Linked DNA regions of Homo sapiens: regions 2 and 3 are each linked to region 1. A link is an interaction called in ENCODE POLR2A ChIA-PET data of the cell type or tissue named here. Cell type or tissue: OCI-LY7. All regions are shown on one strand. Region 1 overlaps ANAPC7 (anaphase promoting complex subunit 7). Region 2 overlaps HVCN1 (hydrogen voltage gated channel 1). Region 3 overlaps IFT81 (intraflagellar transport 81).

Region 1 (8,000 bases):
GCTGAAATCTGGCCAAAGACTCTCAGGCTCCAGGGAAATTAACCTACCCAATATGCAAACAGATGAACCAGCTCAGGGTTCCTGAGCTTTCCAACCCTCCTGGCTCCCAACACCAGGGGAAGAAAGTCTATTTCTGGCAAATAATTCTGGGGCTGAATCAATGCATTGCGAATAAGACAAAAATACTAAGAGTCTATTTTGAAAAGGGCTTCCATTCTGATCACCCCAACACCATGACTGTACAAACCAGTTTTATTAGGGAACTGCCCCAGGTGCACCTCTGGTTCATGCTCTTGTCACACCTGTTTCTCAGATCAGCCCAGGCTCAGAGGCAAGTTACTAGCTAAGCAAAGAGGAAAACTGTTCTGCAAAATAGCAACTGTCAGCTTAAGGCATTACTAACATTGCAGAAGGAAGCAAGATTTACTAGGGACATCTGGATAGCCCAGGACAATGACTTCTGGGAACAGGAAGCTCCCTAGGGCCAGATCGTGCTGCCATCCAACTTGGGAGATGACATTATCGTGCTGGGATGGTGGGTAACTCCTTCAAACCAATCCATGTCACAGAACACTGTCTATTCCTTGAGCTTTTGGATTTAGAAATTAGTTATATAAAAAGTACTCTTGGCCCAGAAGCCCCAACATGTGCGTGGGTCTCGGGGCACTCCCTCAGTCCTCCCTGGCTGGAGCAGGGGAGGATGGAGATACATGGAAGGTTGGTCAGGCTCTGTTTTAGAAATGAAGTCACGACTAGGAATTGGGAGCGAGGGGGCAGAGACCCCTGCTGCAATCACATGCTGAATCATTGTCCTTCTGAGAGCAGGCTCCTACGGTTCCTTCAGTCCACGGAAGTGCTCAGAGCAGGGCAGGCCACTGCGGCCATGGAGCTGCCGCCCCCTCACTGCATGCCGAACCACTGCTCCTGGTCAGCCCACTGGGCCGCCTCACTGTCGCTGCCCTCCAGGTCCCCTTCTTCCCCACTCCCTTCCATGTCGTCCACATCCTCCTCCTGAGTGGCATCCGTGGGACTCTCCTCCTTCTCCATCTTCTGCATCCCCTCTAGAGACTTCTGGTCATTGGGGTCCAAACTAGGGGACAACAAAACAAAGGAGAGGCCTGAATCTCTGCCTTGCTCTTGCTGGCTGATTCGTCATCTCCCTGGCCCGGCAGTGAAATGACCACACAGTCCCAAAAAATGTGCTAAAGCCTGGCCTCTCCAAACAACTCAGGCTTCCAAGGCTGGGTTGAGGGAGTCCACCACCAGAAGTGCAAAAAGGAGTCTCTTCCTAATTTTTAGAGTTCTCAATTTGAGTTTTTCTCCACAAATTTCTTAAACTTTTTCATACCTATTACCCCTAGCATTCTGCTAGAGGCGGCTACCAGATAACACAAATGAAAAAGTGGCAAACAAACATTACCAGGTAAATTCAAATGGAATTCCCAGAAAGTTGGGTTTTAGAGCTACAGGGTTACAAAAAATAGGAATTTCTCTGAGTATAGGTGTCCCATGTTCTTATGATGTAATTAAACATAGCAGCATTTCAGGAGCCAACCAAAAACATCACGCTGTACCATGGAACAGACTTGTAAACACCTAGGTCAGACCCCAGGACCCAAGGCTACCCCTACCCAAGCATTCACATTTAGCAGCTGAGTGTCAGTACATACGCCACCCCCACCCCCAAAGTTCAGAGCCTCTAGAACATTCATTTATTTGCCTCCTAAGCAATCTTTCCTCTTGCCTTAGTGACCATCACCCAAGCCAGCAGGCGTCCCACGCCTAGCAAACCCCACCTCTAATGGAAGTCTGATATTTTATTTTCTCACTTGCTTCTGAGATTCTAAAAAGCAGCTAAAACCCATGTTGGCACCGTTTCTACCGATATAAATGCGGACCGATCTGTAACATCTCCTCGTCTCCTGGTTGAAGCCTTCCACATCCTGTACTCTGAAGCTCTCACCCATACCCAGGGCTCCTGCCCTCTGGACTCCCACCTTCCCTTCTACAGACTACTATGAAAGCCCTTAGCACATGGCATGGCCAGTCTGCATGTCTGAGACTGACAGCTCCCGAAACATAGCATCTCCAGTTGTCACTGAGATGCTAGGCACACAAGTGGTGCTCAACTGTGTGCTGAACAATTGAATGTGATCAGACTCTATTAAAGACAGCCCTTCACCATAACCTTACAGACACACAGACAACCCTCAAAGAAACCACTTCTGTATTAAACAGTAAGAATACCACTATTTATTTAGCATTTACTATGTACCAGGCACAGGGCTAAGAGCTTTACATGAAATAATCATTTAACCCTCATTCGATCATTTAATATCTAATAAGGTAGCTAGATATAGACAAGGAAATGTGTTAGTAACTTGCCCAAGATCACAGGTGGTGAAGGTAGTATTCAAAACTTCAGACCTCAAGTTCTTAATGACTACAGTAGATAGAAACATGGGAAAGTACTTACAATACTTTGATTTGAAAAAGAAGAATATAAAATATATACTAGGTACAGCCCTATAAAAATATGTGTGTGTGGGCAAGGACAGAAGATGAGCTATACAAATGAACACAGATGTTATAGTGGTGTGGGATGGTTATGAGTGAAACAGTTCTCTAATGTTGTTAATATATTTTAAGAAAAAATTTTTAGAAGTCATGAATTCACAAATAACTCTTCTACCATTACTATTATTATTCTGCTTTCAACCATGGACACAAAGTGTGTGTGTGTTTCCATAACTCCTGTGACACAGCTCACTGCCTCCTCTACCCTCCTCAGTGGCCTTCCCCCAAGGGAGGCTAGTGCCTACCTTAGTGCTATACTATACTGGTCCATTGCCTCCTGATACTCATTGACAGCTACAAGGAAATCTCCTAGGATCCGATGCAGGACACAGTCACTCTGATTAGCCAGTGCGTTCCTCAGCAAAGCAATTCCATCTTCATATTTCTGTTCTCTGCCTGGGGGAATAAAAAAGACCCTCACTTAAGTCATGTACAAAAAAACCACAACTACCATTCTGACCATCTCTTTGCAGACATCCTCAAGAGAACACTGGTGCAACACAAAGCGAGGGCAAGCACACCTGAAGCCCTATTCAGTTAAGAAATTTTCCATCCTGGCTAACACAGTGAAACCCCGTCTCTACTAAAAATACAAAAAATTAGCCGGGCTTGGTGGCAGGTGCCTGTAGTCCCAGCTACTCGGGAGGCTGAGGCAGGTGAATGGCCTGAACCCAGGAGGCGGAGCTTGCAGTGAGCCGTGATTGTGCCACTACACTCCAGTCTGGGCAACAGAGCGAGACTCCATCTCAAAAAAAAAAAAAAAAAAGAAATTTGCAGTTTGAATTATAATGTTTTAAATGGGCTCTTAACTTTAAAAAGCCAAACTGCTTTGCCAACTAGCCCAAATTCAATGAACCAAATTATGAGTTTATCATAAATCAGGACTGAAAAAAAAAAAAAAGGGCCAAACGGGAAGTCATAAAATCATCCAGATAGCTCCACTCAAAATGGCTAAAATCAGTTAGTTATATTCAGCTCCAACTAATTCAGGACAACTCAAACCAGATAACAGTGAGCCGAGGCTGGGCACGGTGGCTCACACCTATAATCCCACCACTTTGGGAGGCCGAGGCGGGTGGATCACAAGGTCAGGATTTCGAAACCGGCCTGGCCAATATGGTGAAACCCCATCTCTACTATAAAAAAAAATAATAAAAAATAAAAAAATTAGCTGGGCATGGTGGTGCACGCCTGTAGTCCCAGCTACTCAGGAGGCTGAGGCAGAAGAATTGCTTGAACCCGGGAGGCGGAGGTTGCAGTGAGCTGAGATCGCACCACTGCACTCCAGCCTGGGTGACAGAGCAAGATGCCGTCTCAAAAAAAAAAAAAAAAAAAAAATTAGTGAGCCGAATAGATACCAACCAATTATAGGTGGTTGGAACCAAGCCAAGCAGATCTAAGCCAGCTACGTTTGGTTGGGCTAAATATAAACCAATCCAAGCAGGCTCAGACCTGCTGCAAAAGGCACACACCTGTCTAGTCATCTGTAACTAGCTGGGACAAGGGGCTCCAACTGAGGTCAGGTTTTATAAAAATTAATGATGAACAGGACAGAAAATAAGACACACTTACTAAGTAGTTCTGCTTTTTTCACCACAGCCTTAATGTAATCTGGCCTTTGGGTCAGGGCTTTATCTAATAATGTTTTGGCTTTCTCCTGTGTCACTGGGTCTTCAAGACAAACGGTGGCTAAAAGGGTAAGGGTCTGTGCATTTGCTCCCAGAGTTTTGTAAACGTTGTTAGCCATTACCATTGCTTCTCGAATACTGTTGGAGGCTAAGTAACATTCGATAAGACCTGAAAAAAGTAAAACACGTGAAGACATTCAATGCCATTACCATTCCAACCCATGCTTCCACTCTGACAGCTCTCCAAATTGCTAACCTTCAAAGTTTCAGACAAAGGGCAGGCCACGGGAAACTGATGGTGAGATTAGACTGGCAAGAGTGTTGATGGAATAGCTAAGAAGTGCTCTTCCCCAGAGAACTTGATGGATGTAGAAAAAGACTGCCTTCAAAGGCACCTTCAGTTTAGGGAAGGAAACAAGCACATGTAAGGAACCTGCAGCATGTGAGCACCCCATCTGACCACTGGAAGAATAAATGCGACACTAATGATTAGTCTGTCATATGGCCAAGAGATCAAAGTAGTGAGAGATGATGTTCCCAACAAAACCCAAGGTTTTGCTGCCTCTTAACAAGCAGTTATTCTCCAGCTGCATTCGGTCACCTGTAGGGCTAGGTTTAAGATGGAAGACTCCTAGGGTCTTTATTTTATTATTTATTTTTTTTGCGACAGAGTTTCACTCTCGTTGCCCAGGCTGGAGCGCAATGGCGCCATCTCGGCTCACTGCAATCTCCGCCTCCCGGGTTCAAGCGATTCTCCTCCCTCAGCCTCCCGAGTAGCTGGGATTACAAGCATGCACCACCACACCCGGCTAGTTTTGTATTTTTAGTAGAGACGGGGTTTCTCCATGTTGGTCAGGCTGCTCTCGAACTCCTGACCTCAGGTGATCCGCCCAGCTCAGCCTCCCAAAGTATTAGGATTACAGGCGTAAGCCACCGTGCCTGGCCTGGCTCCTAGAGTCTTAAAGTGAATTTACAGTTTGACAAATAAAGGACTTATTGTCAAGCAACTTAGGGAGAAAGACTCTTTTATTTGAAACGTAACAGCTGTCTCAAAAGGCACTTGCTGAGGGCTTCCCTAAACGAGATGAACAGTACTTACCACATGCACCAAACAGACTGCAACTGGCAGCCCTTGCCTCTTTCCACACCCACAGCGAGACGCCCTATGAGGAGGCCACCTTGAGAAGAGTCAACTCTCAACTCTTCATGCCAGTAAGTTGAGGAGAACAGAGGAATAACTTTTTGGCACAAAGTGCTCATCAAAACAAAAAAACAGCTTAAAACCCCAAACCCACACAATCCTTGGCAGATTTTCTCTGCATACTCCTCCACCCTAGCAGCATTTATAACATTCATGCACACCCTTCCACACACTATGGTTACTTAACCAGAAATTACCTAACTCTAACTATTTTTTTTTTTTTTTTTGAAATGGAGTCTTGCTCTGTCACCCAGGCTGGAGGGCAGTGGTGACATCTCGGCTCACTGCAACCCATGTCTCCTGGGTTCAAGCAATTCTCCTGCCTCAGCCTCCCAAGTAGCTGGGACTACAGGCGTGCACCACCATGCCTGGCTAAATTTGTTTCTATTTTTAGTAGAGATGGTAGTTCACCATGTTGGCTAGGCTGGTCTCGAACTCCTGACGTCAGGTGTTCCACCCGCCTCAGCCTCCCAAAGTGCTAGGACTACAGGCATGAGCCACCATACCCAGCCAATTACCTAACTCTTAAGGGCAACATGTTGGATTCCACATACAGTTGTTTGCAATTACTTACTGAATAGTTTTACTTCCCTGCTAAAGCCCTACTGGAACTTCAGAAAAAAACAGAATGCACTTGCCTAACCTAAATCTCTACCAGCAAAAGAAGGAAGCTCCAACTGGAAACTGTAAGAAATATCAAAGGGTGTAGTCAGAGTTGCCCTGACCTAAATCTCCAAATGGCAGCTTAAGAAGCCTCACTGGCCAACTGGGAAACATCCGCTGTCCAAATATTATAGGACGGACTATTCAACCGCATCCCTGAGCTCTGGTGAAATAGGCATGCAGTATAATGGAATTAACATGATTAACAGCAGCTGGGAAGACAGGGAAGTTACAGTTTCAGGATCAAGAAGTTAATCTGAAATCAATGGTTGGTTTGCTAGAGCTTCTTTCAGAACAAAGACAATACTCTTTCCCCCTCAACAAATCCAGAGGCATAGCTCTCTGGCTATATAAGCAGATTTGTTCTCTTTCCCAACATCCAAATTTTATTTCTCAAATTTGAACTCATCTTCCTGTTAAGAGCAAATCACTCCTAGACTCCTAGGTTTATTTTTAAATGCTTATAAAAATATGTTTTGGAGGAACTGCATCTTGTAAGATCTATTTTAATGTCTGTGACTGAGTCACCAAACGTTGCTGAAACTGGCACAGCTCCTTTGAACTCCCAGGGTCAATTCACATGAACTTAAAATATTACATAACAAAACAAAGTTGGACCCTGATTGTGCCCACTCTGGAGGTCACAATGAACAGACCCATTCCCACAGCCAACACTATCATATGGATGTGGAGTTATCCCACGAGTACTAACTCTGGCCCAAGGTAAGATGGCCACGAAAAAGAATAGGCCTAACAGGCCATGTACAGTGGTTCACGTCTGTAATCCCAGCACTTTAGGAGGCTGAATTGGGCAGATCACTTAAGCCCAGGAGTTCGGGACCAGCCTGGCTAACATGGCGAAACCCCATCTCTACTAAAAATACAAAAATGAGCTGGGTGTGGTGGTGTATGCCTGTAATCCCAGCTACTCAGGAGGCTGAAGCAGGAGAATCACTTAAACCCGGCAAGTGGAGGTTGCAGTGAGCTGAGATTGCACCACTGCACTCCAGCCTGGGTGACAGAGTGAGACTCTATCTCAAATAAAAATAAAAAAAATAGGCCGGTTGTGGTGGCTCATGCCTGTAATCCCAGAACTTTGGGAGGCCAAGGCAGGCAGCTCACGAGGTCAGGAGTTCGAGACCAGCCTGGCCAACATGGTGAAACTCCATCTCACTAAAAAATACAAAAATTAGCTGGGTGTGGTGGTGGGCGCCTATAATCCCAGCTACTTGGGAGGCTGAGGCAGGAGAATGGTTTGAACCCGGAAGGTGGAGGTTGCAATGAGCCAAGATCATGCCACTGCACTCCAGCCTGGGTGACAGGGCGAGACTCTGTCTCAAAAAAAAAAAAAAAAAACAGGACCCGGGCACGGTGGCTCACGCCTGTAATCCTAGCACTTTGGGAGGCCGAGGCGGGCGGATCACGAGGTCAGAAGATTGAGACCATCCTGGCTAGCACGGTGAAACACTGTCTCTACTAAAAATACAAAAAATTAGCCAGGTGTAATCCTAGCTACTGGGGAGGCTGAGGCAGGAGAATGGCATTAACCCGGGAGGTGGAGCCTGCAGTGAGCCGAGATCATGCCACTGCACTCCAGCCTGGGCAACAAAGCGAGACTCTGTCTCAAAAAAAAGAGGAGTAAGAGAAAAAAAATAGGCAAACTAAGTGATCTTGCATGGTGTCTGACACAGAGAGATTCATATTAATGAGTACGCCACACTGGATGGGGGCGAGCGGTGGGAGGACAAAAAAAAAAAACCCCATCCCAACTATACCCTCACCAAAAACCAGAAAAAAAATCAGAAAAAATGGATTATGAAAGTATGGGGTGACAAATCCAGTGAAAGCCCTAAATAAATGTAAAATGCCTAATGCAGTGGTTCCCAAACCTGTCTGCACATTGGTAACCCCTGGGGACCTCCAAAAATATC
Region 2 (8,000 bases), 300 kb after region 1:
GTGCGTCTTTATCAGCAGTGTGAAAACTAATACAGTAAATTGGTACCAGTAGAGTGGGACATTGCTGAAAAGATACCTGAAAATGTGGAACCAACTTTGGAACTGGGTATCAGGCAGAGTCTGGAATAGTTTGGAGGGCTCAGAAGAAGACAGGGAAGTGTGGGAAAGCGTGGAACTTCCTAGAACTTGTTGAATGACTTTGCCCAGAATGCTGATAGTGATCTGGACAATAAGGTCCAGGCTGAGGTGGTCTCAGATGGAGATGAGGAACTTTTTGGCAACTGGAGTAAAGGTGACTTTTGGCATGTTTTAGCAAAGAGCTGGCAGCATTTTGCCCCTGCCATAGAGATTTGTGGAGCTTTGAACTTGAGAAAGATGATTTAGGGTATCTGGCAGAAGAAATTTCTAAGCAGCAAAGCATTCAATGCCTGCTGTTAAAGGCATTCAGTTGTATAAGGGAAGTAAGGCATAAAAGTTTGGAAAATTTGCAGCCTGATGATGTGATAGAAAAGAAAAACCCATTTTCTGGGGAGAAATTCAAGCCAGCTACAGAAATTTCCATAAATAGCAAGGAGCCTAATGTTAATCCCCAAGACCTTGGGAAAATGTCTCCAGGCCATGTCAGAGACCTTCACAGCAGCCCCTCCCATCACAGACCCAGAGGCCCAGGAGGAAAAAGTGGTTTCATGGGCCTAGGGACTTGGTGCCCTGTGTCCAGCTGCTCCAGCTGTGGCTGAAAGGGGCCAACATACAGCTCAGGCTGTGGCTTCAGAGGGTGGAAGCCCCAAGCTTTGGCAGCTTCCACGTGGTGTTGAGCCTGCAGGTGCACAGAAGTCAAGAATTGAGGTTTGGGAACCTCTGCCTAGATTTCAGATGTTTGGAAATGCCTGAATGCCCAGCCAAAAGTTTGCTTCAGGGGTGGGGCCCTCATGGAGAACCTCTGCTAGGGCAGTGCAGAAGGGAAATGTGGGGTGGGAGCACCCACACTGAGTCCCTTCTGGGGTATCACCTAGTAGAGCTGTGAGAAGAGGGCCACAGTCCTCCAGACCCCAGAATGGTAGATCCACCAATAGCTTGCACCATATACCTGGAAAAGCCACAGACACTTAATGTCAGCTCATGAAAGCAGCCAGGAGGTGGGTTATACCCTGCAAAGCCACAGGGGCGGGGCTGCCCAAGACTATGGGAACCTACCTCTTGCATCAGCCTGACCTGGATGTGAGACATGGAGTCAAAGGAGATCATTTTGAAGCCTTAGAATTTGACTGCCCCACTGGATTTCAGACTTGCAGGGACCCTGTAACTATTTTGTTTTGGTTAATTTCTCCCATTAGGAACAGCTGTATTTACCCAATACCTGTAACCCCCCTGCATGTAGGGAAGTAACTAGCTTGTTTTGATTTTTACAGGCTCATAGGCAAAAGGGACTTGGTTTGTCTCAGATGAGACTTTGGACTGTGGACTTTTGGGCTAATGATGAAGTAAGACTTTGGGGGACTGTTGGGAAGGCATGATTGGTTTTAAAATGTGAGGATATGAGATTTGGAGGGGTCAGGGGCAGAATGATGTAGTTTGGCTGTGTCTCCACCCAAATCTTAACTTGAATTATATCTTCCAGAATTCCCATGTGTTGTGGGAGGGACCCAGGGGGAGGTAATTGAATCATGGGGGCCAATCTTTCTCATGCTATTCTCATGATAGCAAATAAGTCTCACAAGATCTGATGGGTTTATCGGGGTTTCTGCTTTTGCTTCTCTCTCATCACCTCTTGCTGCCACCATGTAAGTGCTTTTCGTCTCCTGCCATGATTCTGAGGCCTCGCCAGCCATATGGAACTATAAGTCCAATTAAACCTCTTTTTCTTCCCTGTCTCAGGTATGTCTTTATCAGCAGCATGAAAACAAATACAAGGTTTATCCCTAAGAAATTGCCATTTTTGGACTGAGATCCAGCCTGCAGGGAGTTAAGTGGTGAATGAAGTATTTAGTGGAGGTGGGAAGAGAAGGAACCAATATATTCATAACTGGAATCCCTGAATAAGAAAATGAGATTAATAGACTAGAACAAAGATATAATTCAAGAAAACTTTTCTGATATAAAAGAGGACTTAAAAGTGCCATCTTTGTAGATAAAAACTAGAAGAAATTGATAATTTCATATGATTCAACCTAATATATACCTGTTTGCTGTTTTAATTTATTATGCTATACATATGTTCATGTAGCGTTGTTAAAAAACAAACATAAAGCTGGGTGCGGTGGCTCATACCTGTAATCCCAGCGCTTTGGGAGGCCAAGGCTGGTGGATCACCTGAGGTCAGGAGTTCAAGACCAGCCTCACCAACGTGGGGAAACCCCGTCTCTACTAAAAATACAAAAATTAGCCAGGCGTGGTGGCGCATGCCTGTAGTCCCAACTACTTGGGAGGCTGAGGCAGGGGAATTGCTTGAACCTGGGAGGCGGAGGTTGCAGTGAGCCAAGATCGTGCCACTGCACTCCGACCTGGGTGACAGGGCAAGACTCCATCTCAAAAGAAACAGAAAACCAAAAATAAAATAAAATCATAAGTAAGTGATAAAGCCAGCACAGGAACTCAAGTCCGCTAGCTTTGTTCTTTTCTCTGCCAATACAGAGAAAAAAATGGCAGAAAAGTAGATTTTTTTTTCAGCAACAAAAATGACATTTTAGAGATGGGACTGGGAGTGGTGGCTCATGCCTGTAATCCCAGCACTTTGAGAGGCTGAGGTGGGTGGATTGCTTGAGCCCAGGAGTTCAAGACCAGCCTGGCCAACATGGTGAAACTCTATCTCTACTAAAAATACAAAAATTAGCTGGGGGTGGTGGTGGTGCATGCCTATAATCCCAGCTACTTGGGAGGCTGAGGCATGAGAATCACTTGAACCTAGGAGGCAGAGGTTGCAGTGAGCCGAGATAATGCCATTGCACTCCAGCCAGGACAACAGAACAAGATTCTGTCTCAATAATAATAATAATAAAATAAATAAATAAGAGATGGGATCAAGGTTCTGAGATGCAGTCTTACCTCCCTTAGCAGAGGAGCAAACTGAAGACTGCAACATGGTAACCACCACCTGTCAGTGGACAGTCCACAGACTTGCAGCTGGGTGTGCTGCTTCCTGGTCCAGGGTCTTAACACCACCCAGGCAGGGCCAGAGCGGCTGTCCCCAGTCCTAGCTTCACTCATCCTCCCCTATAGCCCTGTCCAGCATTAAGCCTGGTGCATTTCAGCAACTAAATGACCCCTGATCTGCCACCTACTTCCCCCACCCTCTGCCACTGCCCTGGCCAACCCCCTGCCTCACTTGGAGGCTGTCGCAGCTCCTCTCTGCTCTCTCCTTCCCTGCTGCATTCTCCATCAGCTGCAGGAGAGCATCCCTCCAAGCATGACTACATCACTCCCTGTGCAGAAAAGGGCCAGCCCAGCGGTCCCGAGGCTGCCTTCCTCAGACAGGCCTGCCTGGCCTCCACTGGCATCTGGGAATTTGGACTTCTGGAAAATTCCCGCCATTCCCTGATAAGAGCAGCTCATTGTGCCTAGACTGCTTGTGGAAACAGCATGGTTTATGCTGAACTCCTACTTTCATTTGGAGAGTATGGAATTTTTCTAAGTGCCAGGCAGAGGGTACCTCTGTGCCCAGCTCCAATGAAAACTCTGGGCATTGGGTCTCTAAGGAACTGCTCTGCTTGCAAACACTTCACACATCTTGTCACAACTCCCTGCTGGAGGAAATAAGTGTGACCCCAAGGACCTCTGCCCCCAACCCAGGAGAGGGCTCTGGAAGCTTGTGCCAGGTTTTTTCTGAACTTCACCCCACGTGCCTTTTCCCTTTACTGATTTTAATTTCAATCCTTTTGTGGCAATTAATCTGAGCCAGGAGCACATCTGCATGCGAGTCCCACAGGTCCTCCTAGTGAGTCACTGACACTGGGCATAGGGTCTCGGGAACCCTGACACACTCCCTTATTTAAAACTTTTGGCTGGGTGCAGTCACTCACACCTGTAATCCCAGCACTTTGGGAGGCTGAGGGGGATCACTGAGTTCAGGAGTTCAAGACCAGCCTGGGCAACAGAGTGAGACTCCGTCTCTACAAAAAAATCTAAAAATTAACCAGGTGTAGTGGTGCTCGCCTCTAGTCCCAGTTACTTGGGAGACTGAGAGAGGCGGATCGCTTGAGCCCAGAATGTTGAGGCTGCAGTAAGCTGTGATCGTGTCACTGCACTCCAGCCTGGGTGATACAGCAAGACCTTGTCTGTTAAAAAAAAAAAAGACATCAATGCCTCCCAGAAGCCCACTCCTGTTTTGCACGCTCTATCTAGCCTCTGTCTGCCCATCTTCTCACCTTCCCTCTCACCTCTGTCCCCACTCTGGCCACATTGAGCCTTTCATACTTGGCTGGTTTCTCCAACCACAGGACCTTTGCACACGTGACTTCTTTTGCGTAGAATGTGCAACCCCCTTTCACCCTGTCCTCTATCTTCTTCTTCATCTCAGCTCTCAGGAGCTGGCCAGGCCTTCCCCATCACACTCTCATGTGGCCCAGCTGTTCACAGCATGACCTCTGTGCCTGGCAGACCACAGGCTCCTGCTAAACATACCTCCTGGATGGTGGAAGGTGGAATGAAACCCCTGAGCAAATCTCTTCTCTGTGGGGAGGCAAGAGGACTCCAAGCAGCAGGCTCAGCTGCCCCCAGCACTTCTCCCTTCCTGCCCCAGGGGATCCGTGTTCTGAGGAAGGCCTATTTTTAAAATCAGGGAAGTCTTTAAATAAGTGTAGAAACTTTTCCTTCTCTAGGGTGGGGAGGAAGTCTGAGGTTCATGAAAACAACCACCGTGACAGCTGATCAGCTCTGGCAGGAGGAGCTGCTTACAGGCTGAGGGGCTTAACTGGCAGCCCAGGTTCCCCTAAAGCCATGCTCCCCAACTGTCTCCTTTTCTATAGGGTTAGGAACCCTCCTGCCTGATAGATGAGCCGGTCAGCCTGGTGAGATGATGGCAGGGCTGCATACAGACTATATGGGACATATTTACAGGAGTAGGAACTGTAATCATTCCAACTATCCCCAGAATACCTGCTATTTAATATTTTCTGAGCTCTGTGCAAAGACCTTCATTAACATACTGTAACAAGCCCATGAGGCGGGGACTGCAATGTCTCTGTTTATGGATGAGGAAACTGAGAACAGAGAGGCCAGTGACTTGCCCCAGGTCACACAGCCAGCGAGAAGCAAGGCTAGGATTCCAACCCAGGCTGCCAAGCCCAGCTCCCCCTCCTCCTGCGGGACCCCTCATGAACACTGCCCAGCCCTGCACCCTCCTCACAGCTGGGGAAGCCCCATGCTGGGAAGGGAGTTTGGAGCGGTGTTTCTCAATAAGAAATCACATTTCATACCCTGCATCTCAGTACACACTGACTTGTGTACACACATTCCATAACTAGCACTGAAGTTACTATGTGAGGCGCTCTTATTTTCCATTTCATTCTATTTCTTTTTTTTTTTTTTTTTTTTTTTTTTTTTGAGACAGGGTCTCACTCTGCCACCTAGGCTGGAGGGCAGTGGCATGATTAGGACTCACTGCAGCCTCAACGTCCTGGGCTCAAGAGATCCTCCCACCTCAGCCCAGGAAGTAGCTGAGACTACAGGTATGCACCACCACGCCTGGCTAATTTTTTGTATTTTTAATAGAGATGGGGTTTCTCCATGTTACTCAGGCTGGTCTCAAACTCCTGACCTCAAGTGATCCGCCTGCCTTGGCCTCCCAAAGTGCTGGGATTACAGGTGTGAGCCACTGCACCTAGCCCTATTTCATTTCTTAAAAGGTCGACTGTAGCCCACTCAATGGATTTCAGGACTCACCAATGCGTTGAGTTTAAAGACACAGTTTTGGGGGGACACGCTTTGCCTATTTCCCTGGGAATGACTGAGAGGGGAGTCTGGTCCAAGCCTGTGACTTCAGTCATGTCAACCAGGAGCAGGGGCTGTGCTATTTGTTTTACAAAAGTGTAGAAAGAAAAAAGAAAAAGTTACCCAGGTAGAAATGAAGAGCTGCCACCTGTGTGACTAGGTCACCTGAGCCAACATCTACTGATGCTTTGGCCATGGAAACCACAGGACACAGAGCTCAGCTATCCCTCTTTCCTCCTTCTGTAGAGGGAGGGGCTGCCTAGGCCAGGCTGCATGTTGGAATCACCTGGCAGCTTTAAGGCACCCCAAAACCTGAGTCCTGGGCTCAGAGCTTCCAATTCAACCCATCTGGGTGTGGTCTGGGTGCTGCGGTGGTGGATGTGCAGCCGAGGTGGGTAAGGAACCCCAGTTGCACCAAGGGCCTCTGCATGCCTCATGCGAAATAAGCCCAGGAGCTGCAGGGATTTCCACACACACCTGGCTCTTAAGTTCCCCAGAGGTGGCTGCTGAGTGCAGTCACCTGTGCCAAGGAACAAGGTCAGCTGAGGGCTGAAAAGCCAGTTCATCCTCATGACAGAGCCAGCAGCTCCCATGTCTTAAATGCAGGCTCGAGCCAGGCACCCGGCTAAGTGTTTTCCGCACGCAATCTTGTTTAACCCTCACCTCAACTCTGTGAGGTAGTGTGATCGTTCCCATTTTACAAAAGAGGAAAACTGGGCCGGGCGCGGTGGCTCACGCCTGTAATCCCAGCACTTTGGGAGGCCGAGGCGGGTGGATCATGAGGTCAGGAGATCGAGACCATCCTGGCTAACAAGGTGAAACCCCATCTCTACTAAAAATACAAAAAATTAGCTGGGCGCGGTGGCGGGCGCCTGTAGTCCCAGCTACTCGGGAGGCTGAGGCAGGAGAATGGCGTGAACCCGGGAAGCGGAGCTTGCAGTGAGCCGAGATTGCGCCACTGCAGTCCGCAGTCCGGCCTGGGCGACAGAGCGAGACTCCGTCTCAAAAAAAAAAAAAAAAGAGGAAAACTGAAGCTTTGGGAGGTGGCAGGGGGCAGAGAGGGGCTCTGAGGAGGGCCGATGAGGCTATCTCAGCAGAACTGCAAGCCAGGTCTGCACCATGGCTACAAAACCCCACCAGTTTCTCTCCTAACACAGCTGTTTTCCTCTCAGAAACGAGGAGAGCTGACACTCAAAAAGCTCTAAAAGCAATCTCATTAAGACAACTTTTTTCCAAAACACAATTAATTCCATAAGGGCAGATCATGAAAAGGAACATGTTCTTCAAACCAGTAAGAGGCTTATTTGCCACAAGCGGTCCTGGCTCTTTCCCCAGCCCCCCAGCAATGTCCTCCTGACAACACCCTCTCAGGCTAGCTTCTGTGTGATGACAAACAGGCTCCAGGCTCCAGGTTCCAGGCCCTGGGAGTTCCCCAAGGTGTGTCCCTGGTTGTGCATTGCAATCCCTACTTCCCTTGCTGTCTCTGTGCCCTGGTATGGGCTTCTGACAAGGTCCTCAGCCACCAACTCATTCCTTCAACCCCCAGCCTCATTTGGAACCCCCAGACTCAAATGCATACCCCCAGCTTGACCTGCTGCCATTTACCCCATGAACAGACCTATAGCCTTGATCTATTTATTACTATTGTGAAAAAAGGAACAAAAGAAAGGGAAATAAATTCATAACAATCCCTGCACACCAAACTTATGTATCATCTACCCATCTACCTCTTTCTCTCCCACCTGTCTTTATCTTTTACAATTATAATCAAAGACAGTGGGCCAGGTGCGGTGGCTCATGCCTGTAATTCTAGCACTTTGGGAGGCTGAGGCAGGTGGATCACTTGAGGCCAGGAGTTCGAGACCAGCCTGGCCAATATGGAGAAACCCTGTCTCTACCAAAACTACAAAACAAAACAAAAAAAACTAGCTGGAGATGGTGGCGCACACCTGTAATTCCAGTTACTAGGGTGGCTGAGGCCCAAGAACCATTTGAACCCAGGAGACGGAGGTTGAAGTGAGCCGAGATTGCACCACTGCACTCTAGCCTGGAAGACAGAACCAGGCCCTGTCTCA
Region 3 (8,000 bases), 160 kb before region 1:
TCATTTGAAGTAAATTGAAAGTAAATCATTATGTTGACTCCCTAGGGAACAGTATACCAAAAATACTGCTGAACAAGAAAACCTTGGAAAGGTAAGAATTATTATTTATTTTTTTAAATGTGTCTAACTGATTCAGGCTTTCAGTACTGTACATGGTTTATGACTGTCATTGTTTTCAAAAGGTCATAGTACAGTTTTTGAGGGGAAATTGTTCATTCATTTTAAAGATGGAAGACTTCCTTAAGAATTTAGTTTTACAGAAATAAAGTCACGATGGATTTTTGAAAGAAAAAATTATCTATTTTTAAATCACAGAGAGTTCATGATAATGTTCTGCGTTACAGTTTTCAGATTATCCTCAGGCTGGGCGCGGTGGCTCACGCCTGTAATCCCAGCACTTTGGAAGGCCAAGGCCAGTGGATCAGTTGAGGTCAGGAACTCAAGACCAGCCTGGCCAAAATGGTGAAACCCCGTCTCTATGAAAAATACAAAAATTAGCCAGGCGTGGTGGCAGGCGCCTGTAATCCCAGCTACTCTGGAGCCTGAGGCAGGAGAATCACTTGAACCAGGGAGGCAAAGGTTGCAGTGAGCCGAGATTGCGCCATTGCACTCTAGCCTGGGTGACAGAGCGATACTCCATCTCAAAAAAAAAAAAAAAAAAAATTATTCTCAGATATCTCTTTATGAGATAGGTGTAAATTTATTCATTTACTTTATTTAATAAACACAAAGTTCTAAGCCCTAGTCTAAGCGCTTTACAAACATTGATTTATTTAATACAAACAACTGAAAAACCTTGCTTGAGATGCTCAGCTCCCTCCTGCCAGAGTTATCTGATGGCAACTGAAATAGGACTGTATAATTATTTTTCTTAGTTCTCTGAGCCACTCCTAGAAGTGGTAGAGAGTAAGTTATAGCCTTGACCATCAGGACTTAAATGACCAACTGATTAGTTAGTCTAGCTGACTTCATAAAGCAACCAATTTAACAAAGACACCAGCTTTGCATTCTTAGGAGAAAAAAAGAAAAAACGTATACTTACTAATAATTCAGAGGAAAGATGACCAGTCATCAAGTGACTTGGCTTCACTCTTAGGCTTGTGATTCTAAACAAGCCCTCTAATCACTTTAGAGTTCATTTCCTCATATTTAAACTGAAGTACGTAGATGAGAAATTTAAAAATTAAATTACCTAGATTGATTTAGATGAGTTATAAGATCATCTTCATTGATTTTAAGTCTATATTGCATAATGAAGACTAACTGTGTTTCACTATACAACATTTTTTCTGTTTCTTCAGTTTCACTATTGAAAATAATGTTTTCTGGCCAGGCAAAGTGACCCATACCTATTTGTAATCCCAGCATTTTGGGAGGCTGAGGTGGGAGGATTGTTTGAACCTGGGAGTTTGAGATCAGCCTGGGCAACATGGCAAGACCCCATCTCTACAAAAAATACAAAAATTAGCCAGGCAAGGTGGCATGCACCTGTAGTTGCAGCTACTCTGGAGGCTAAGGTGGGAGGATTGCTTCAGCCTGGGGAGGCAATGCTGCAGTGAGCCGAGATCATGCCACTGCACTCCAGCCAGCCTGGGTGACAGAGTGAAAAAAAAAAGTTTCCTACCACTATCATACCAAAATATCATGCCAAAAATAATTTAACAATAATTATGTTGTTAAACAATAACAATTGGATGTTAACATCCGATACCTAGTGTTCAAAATCTTTTTCCTTTTTTTTTCGAGACAGAGTCTCACTCTGTCACCTAGGCTGGCTGGAGTGCAGTGGCACGATCTCGGCTCACTGCAGCCTTGGCCTCCCCACGCTCAAGCGATCCTCCCACCTCAGCCTCCTGAATAGCTGGGACTACAGGAGCATGCCACCATGCCCAGCTAATTTTTGTATTTTTTTTTTTTTTGTAGAGACGGGGTTTCGCCATATTGCCCAGGCTCTTAATCTCCTGGGCTCAAGCGATCCTCCCACCTTGGCCTCCCAAAGTGTGGGATTACAGGCACGAGCCACGACACCTGGACTTCGTATTAGGCTTTCTTTTTTTTTTTTTTTTTTTTTGGCAATATATTAGGGAAGGGTCTCACTCTGTTACCCAGGCTGGAGTGCAGTGGTGCAATCTCAGCTCACTGCATCCTCTGCCTCCCAGGCTCAAGCGATCCTCCCGCCTCAGCGGACTACAGGAGTGCTACTTGGGAGGTGGAGGCAGGAGCTAGTTTTTTTGGAGAACTAGAAAGGCAAACAGTTTGACTTAGTGTTGGATTTAGTAGAGCTCTTGATCTCCTGACCTCATGATCTGCCCACCTCAGCCTCCCAAAGTGCTAGGATTACAGACATGAGCCACCTCGTCTGGCCTTAGTTAACTTTTATAATCTTAGTTTTGGTACATTATAGAGTATGTGGTTTAGCTAACTATTTTTTATCTACTGTAGAAAACATACCATATTCCTCCGACTATAGCAATAGAAATAAACCCCTGTAACTGAGATTTAATTATTCTTGTTTTTTTTTAATGATAGAAACCACGCCTGGCTAATTTTTTTGTATTTTTTGTAGAGATGGGGTTTCGCCATGTTGCCCAGGCTGGTCTCAAACTCCTGAGCCCAAGCAATCCATCCACCTTGGCCTCCCAAAGTGCTGGGATTACAGGCACAAGCCACTGCGCCCAGCCTTCTTACTAGGTTTTCTAAGTTTGTAGCATCATAGGTAGGGGTTGTTTAGCTGCAAGTTTTCTTTTAAAATACTGACTATATATGGATGTCTAATTTCATTGTTCAAATATTCTGAAACCTGTAAATGATTATATATTTATTGAAGCTTGTCCATTCTTAAAATACAAATGAAAAAATGTGGCTTCATTTCCGTCTTAATATGTATTTGTACAGTTTAGCTACTGGTATGACTCAATACATTGGTGATGGCAAAGTTATTCACTCTTATTTACATTTTCCTGGCTTGAATCATTATTAAAAACATATGTGTGTCTATCTATGCTTGTACTTGAAAGATGAATTAGCTCCTAGAAACCTATAAGTAAACTTAAGAAAACAAATGGTATAGAAAACAATGGAGTAATTGGTAAATAAAGGTGATATGTTCCTTACTTTAAAAAAAAAAAAAAAAAACTTGGCTGGGCGCAGTGGCTCACGACTATAACCCAGCACTTTGGGAGGCCAAGGCAGGCAGATCACTTGAGGTCAGGAGTTTGAGACCAGTCTGGCCAACATGGTGAAACCTCATCTCTACTAATAATACAAAAATTAGCCAGGCGTGGTGGCATGTGCCTGTGATCCTAGCTACTCGGGAGGCTGAGGCATGAGAATCACTTGAACCCAGAGGTTGCAGTGAGCCAAGGTCACGCCACTGCACTCCAGCCTGTGCGACACAGTGAAACTGTGTCTTAAAAAAAAAAAAAAGCATCCCAGGTGCAGTGGCTCATGCCTGTAATCCCAGCACTTTGGGAGGCCAAGGTGGGTGGGTCACCTGAGGTCAGGAGTTCAAGACCAGCCTGGCCAACATAGTGAAACCCCTTCTCTACTAAAAATACAAAAAACTAGCTGGCATGGTGGCAGGCACCTGTAATCCCAGCTACTCAGGAGGCTGAGGCAGGAGAATTGCTTGAACCCAGGAGGTGGAGGTTGCAGTGAGCAGAGATCACACCATTGCACTCCAGCCTGGGAAACAAGAGCAAAACTCCATCTCAAAGAAAAAAAAAAATGATCGCCTTTATTATGGAGATTTTCAAAACTATATTTTAATCAATCCATATATATCCATCATCCAACTCTAATCATTAAATTCGTGGCCAGCCTTGTTTTGTCTATAATCTCATCCAGTACCTGCCCCAAATTTTTTTTCTAAATTATTTTTAAGCACATCGCAGACTTATTATTTTATCTCATCACATTTCAGTATGTACCATAAACACTCTTTTTGAACATAACCACAATACCATTATCCTACCGAAAAGAATTTAAAATAATTACGTAACATCCAATACCCAATGTTCAAACTTCACTATGATTTATTTGTTTGAATCAGGATCCTAATAAGAGTCCATACATTGTTATTAGCTTATATATCTCTTAAGTCTCTCTTTCTCCAGGTTACTCCCCCATTACATCATTTTTTCCTTACAATTTATTTGTTGAAAAGAAAAAAAAAACGGTAATTTGTCCTAGTGGGTTTTCAACATTTTGAACTTTGCTGTTGGTAACCCTTTGGTGTCAATTAGCATGTTCTTCTGTCCCCAGTATATCTTGTGAATTGGTAGTTAGATCTAGAAGCTTGATTAAATATGTTTTGATATTTGGCAAGAATACTTCATAGATGGTGGTATGTGCTTCTATCAGGAGGCTTTCTTCTTATGATGTAGACAGCCATTGATAATCATTTCCTAGATCCTTAATTCATTAGAAGTTGCACAGTGGTAACATTCTGATTATGTCATTCATTCTTCATTTATTGACTGGAATAATTCTGTAAAGAGCAACTTCTCCTTATCTTCTGTTTACTTACCCTGAGTTACATTCATATAAGAAAGGTACAATAACTGCTTGATTCACTATTTACTGGTTTTCAAAATGATGAGTTGGTTCTTTATCATCCTTCAAAAGTAATCTTATGACTTTTAGATTGAACATATTTGATATGTTTCAATCTATTGTGATTATTAGTCCCATTCGTACTCAAATTTGGCCAGTGGAAGCCTCTTGAAGTCAGCTTTTGAATCCTTTTGAAAAAATCCTAGTAGACTTTGATGGCTTCTTTGTTTTCTGGTGTGACAAAATGTTCTAATTTCATACTGTACATTTTCTGTCTCAAACCTGAAATTAGCCATTTCTCTAAAAAGTGTTCACCTGTGATTTGTGAATAAATGACCATTATATCAAAGAAAATAAATAAAAAATAAAAGGAAGCCTTCTTGAAGCTGATTCCTCCATTTACTGGGAGAATAGTGAATTCTGTGTACCTTATTTCACTTATGGGATGACACACCATACTTAAAAGGAAAAAAAGAAATAATTTTCATATTTGAAAGCACATATTTGAATCAAATTATAAACATTCATTTGTATAATATTTTAACTAGAGATTTTTGGATTTGTAAGATTTTATATGATTGTCAAAATTGACTTTTTTTTTTTTGAGATAGAGACTCAAAATTTATCAAGTATATTTAAGCAAGTGAACCAATGACTAGCTCATTCCCCAAATGTCAGACTGTATCATTTAAGAAGCAAAGCTTCTTAATCCTCAAACTTCTAGAGTAGATCTAAATTTTCAAGGCAAACAGAACAAACCCAGCCTTTCAAAGTGATGATAGTCTAAGCCCTCTAAGCCAATATAAACTGGACATCCATAGACCTCCTCAGGCCAACTGAGTTTCCCCCCTTCTATACCACCATCTCCTCCTTTAAAGAACAATGAAATCAGTGATTAGTAATTTTTGTACATTGCAACTGTAAACAAATGTAAATGATAATAAGATTTAAAATATATACATACTAACATCAGTTGTATTCATAAAGTTAAAGGTTTCAAACACACATGGTTATGAAGCAAATTAAATTTAATATTTCTGACACAGACAGTGCCCACATCCTGTCTTTGGTTCTTTAAATAACTTTTATAGGTTGTTAGGATTTTTTGACAAGGAAATTATTCCAATGATATAAGAAAAGTTACAGGTTAAGTAGTGCCTTAATTTAAAATCGTGTGCAGAAGTCTTAAAATTCTTGGTCTGCCTTAATGGCCTTTCTAAATACTTTTTAGTTTATAAGGATAAAATATTTGTTGTAAGATACATTATTTGTAACATAAACTTAAATAGATGTATTAATATGCCAGGTATTGCATCAAAAAATTTACTGGTTATATTTATATTTTTAAAATTCTGTGTTGTTTTCTATTCCTGTTTGCTGTTAACTTTGCTTTCATTATGCATAGCTGGGTGGGCAGTATTTAATGGGTGGTTTGACTCTGGTCCTCAGCTTAGTTAATCCTCTTATTTAGGCAAGTACCAACTACCAGCATTCTCATTTGTGTCTCAGATCAACTAGTATATTGACCGTATGTTAAAAGAGGAAAGGATGAGGTTGTTCCTTTGCACTCTGCCTCTGTGTCTCTGCTTGCTTTTCTGTCCCTCTTGGTGATTTTCTCACACTCGGTGTCGGTACAGATATTTCCAACACACTGCATTTCGTTCTATGTGCACTTTCACCTTCTCTACCAAAATGTCAACTGTAGTTGTCTCTAGCACATGGGATTATGAATGAATTCCTTTCTTTTCTTTTTCTTCTCTTCTTCTTCTTCTTCTTTTTTTTTTTTTTTTTTTTTTTTTTTTTGAGACAGTCTCACTCGTCACCTGGGCTGGAGTGTAATGGCATGGTCACAGCTCACTGCAGCCTTGAGTTCCCAGGCTCAAGTGATCTTCTTGCCTCGGCCTCCTGAGTAGCTGGGACCACAGGCATGTGCCACCATACACAACTAATTAAAAAAAAATTTTTTTTTTGTAGAGACAGGGGCGTCTCACTTTGTTGCCCAGGCTGGATTCTCTCTCTCTTTTTTCCTACCGTGTCACTTATTGTCTCTGACTTTGTGTCTACTCTTGCTTTCAGTCACCCTTCCTCAATTTGCCATAATATAGAACTAAAGTATATTTTTGTAATTTATTGAAGATTCTTTTATTCCTGTTTAAAATTTTAGAGTCAATGAGTAAAACAGTTTTGGCAGGTGGACCATCTAAGATGTTAGTAACAAAAACAATTCTAAGAAGGATTTTGGCTTATTTAATAGTGTACTATTTTCGTAATCACTGGGCCTGCTCTCTGAAGTATATGTGCATACAATTTGATTTATTTGGACATAAATAGAGTATACACTGTTTCAGGATAAGATAGAATATAACATTTAATAACAAGGATATATATAATACATGATAATTTATCAAGTATTTCAATATCTATTATGTCACTTGAAAACATAATCTTACCAAGTAAATACTTTTATTTTCCCCTATTATTAGCCTTGGTTTGGTTGTTTTGTTTTGTTTTGTTTTGTTTTGTTTTTAAGAGACAGGATCTCGCTCTGTTGCCCAGGCTGGAGTGCAGTGGTGAGAGCATAGCTCACTGCAGCCTCAAATTCCTGGCTCAAGTGACCCTTCCACCTCAGCCTCCCAACTAGCTAGGACTACAGGCATGTGCCACCACCATGCCCAGATAATTTTTTAATTTTTATTTTTGTAGAGACAGAGTATCATGTTACCCAGGCAGGCCTTGAACTCCCCAGCTCAAGCAATCCTCCTGCCTTGGCCTCCCAAAGTGCTGGAATTACAGGTGTGAGTCACCGTGCCCAGCCCCCAGCCTCCTATTATTCACCTTAATTTTTTTTTTTTTCCAGAGACGGAATCTCACTCTGTTGCCCAGGCTGGAGTGCAGTGGCACAATCTTGGCTCACTCTGCCTTCCAGGTTCAAGCAATTCTCCTGCCTCAGCCTTCTGAGTAGCTGGAATTACAGGCACATGCCACCATGTCCGGCTAATTTTTGTATTTCATATTTTTGTATTTTTAGTACAGATGGGATTTCACCATGTTGGCCAGGCTGGTCTCGAACTCCTGACTTCAGGTGATCTGCCCACCTATATAGCATGAGTCCTGTTTTCCACTTGAAACTCCAAGCATACCTGACATATAACAGGTGCTTCATAATTATATCTTGAATAAATAAGTATTAGGTTTTAGTATATAGAATATACTGATCCTGTTGGTTTCTTGAGAAATTTTTATGTAAATGGAAATTCTAAAACAAAATGTGGACATTTCTCAGGCTTAGGCTAATAAATGAATTATTTTAAAGCTATATGAGCTATAACTGTACATTCTTGAGTAATATGTCATGTATATCCTCCTAGCTGGTTTTTGTTGGAGAACTAGAAAGGCAAGCAGTTTGACTTAGAGTCTCATAGTGGCACGACTGCAGCTCATTGCAA

The links. Peaks named below come from ENCODE experiments on the same cell type or tissue, not always from the same donor. Only the 100,000 strongest peaks of a DNase experiment are listed, where the experiment ranks them.
Region 2: POLR2A ChIA-PET joins it to region 1 with 17 read pairs; 2 of 35 experiments call an interaction of 5 or more read pairs at or near these places.
Region 3: POLR2A ChIA-PET joins it to region 1 with 14 read pairs; 4 of 35 experiments call an interaction of 5 or more read pairs at or near these places.

What each region holds. Positions count from the first base shown.
Region 1 is chr12:110,373,244-110,381,243 of GRCh38, forward strand. ANAPC7 (anaphase promoting complex subunit 7) reads right to left here. Exons shown (of 11, transcript NM_016238.3): 9 at 4,150-4,374; 10 at 2,823-2,973; 11 at 1-1,090. The coding sequence ends at 901. Among named protein-coding and RNA genes, the nearest start is that of ANAPC7, 26 kb to the right of the region's middle. In OCI-LY7, no CTCF peak of the experiment used is centred here; DNase peaks (open chromatin) are centred at 298 and 3,098; H3K27ac peaks cover 3,396 bases.
Region 2 is chr12:110,672,931-110,680,930 of GRCh38, forward strand. The region is part of intron 3 of HVCN1 (hydrogen voltage gated channel 1); the gene reads right to left. Among named protein-coding and RNA genes, the nearest start is that of HVCN1, 12 kb to the right of the region's middle. RefSeq lists enhancers at 4,393-4,532, 4,583-4,942. In OCI-LY7, no CTCF peak of the experiment used is centred here; DNase peaks (open chromatin) are centred at 4,781 and 5,610; H3K4me3 peaks cover 1,192 bases; H3K27ac peaks cover 1,431 bases.
Region 3 is chr12:110,209,126-110,217,125 of GRCh38, forward strand. It overlaps IFT81 (intraflagellar transport 81), which reads left to right. Exons shown (of 19, transcript NM_014055.4): 18 at 46-91. Among named protein-coding and RNA genes, the nearest start is that of ATP2A2, 68 kb to the right of the region's middle. In OCI-LY7, no CTCF peak of the experiment used is centred here; no DNase peak of the experiment used is centred here.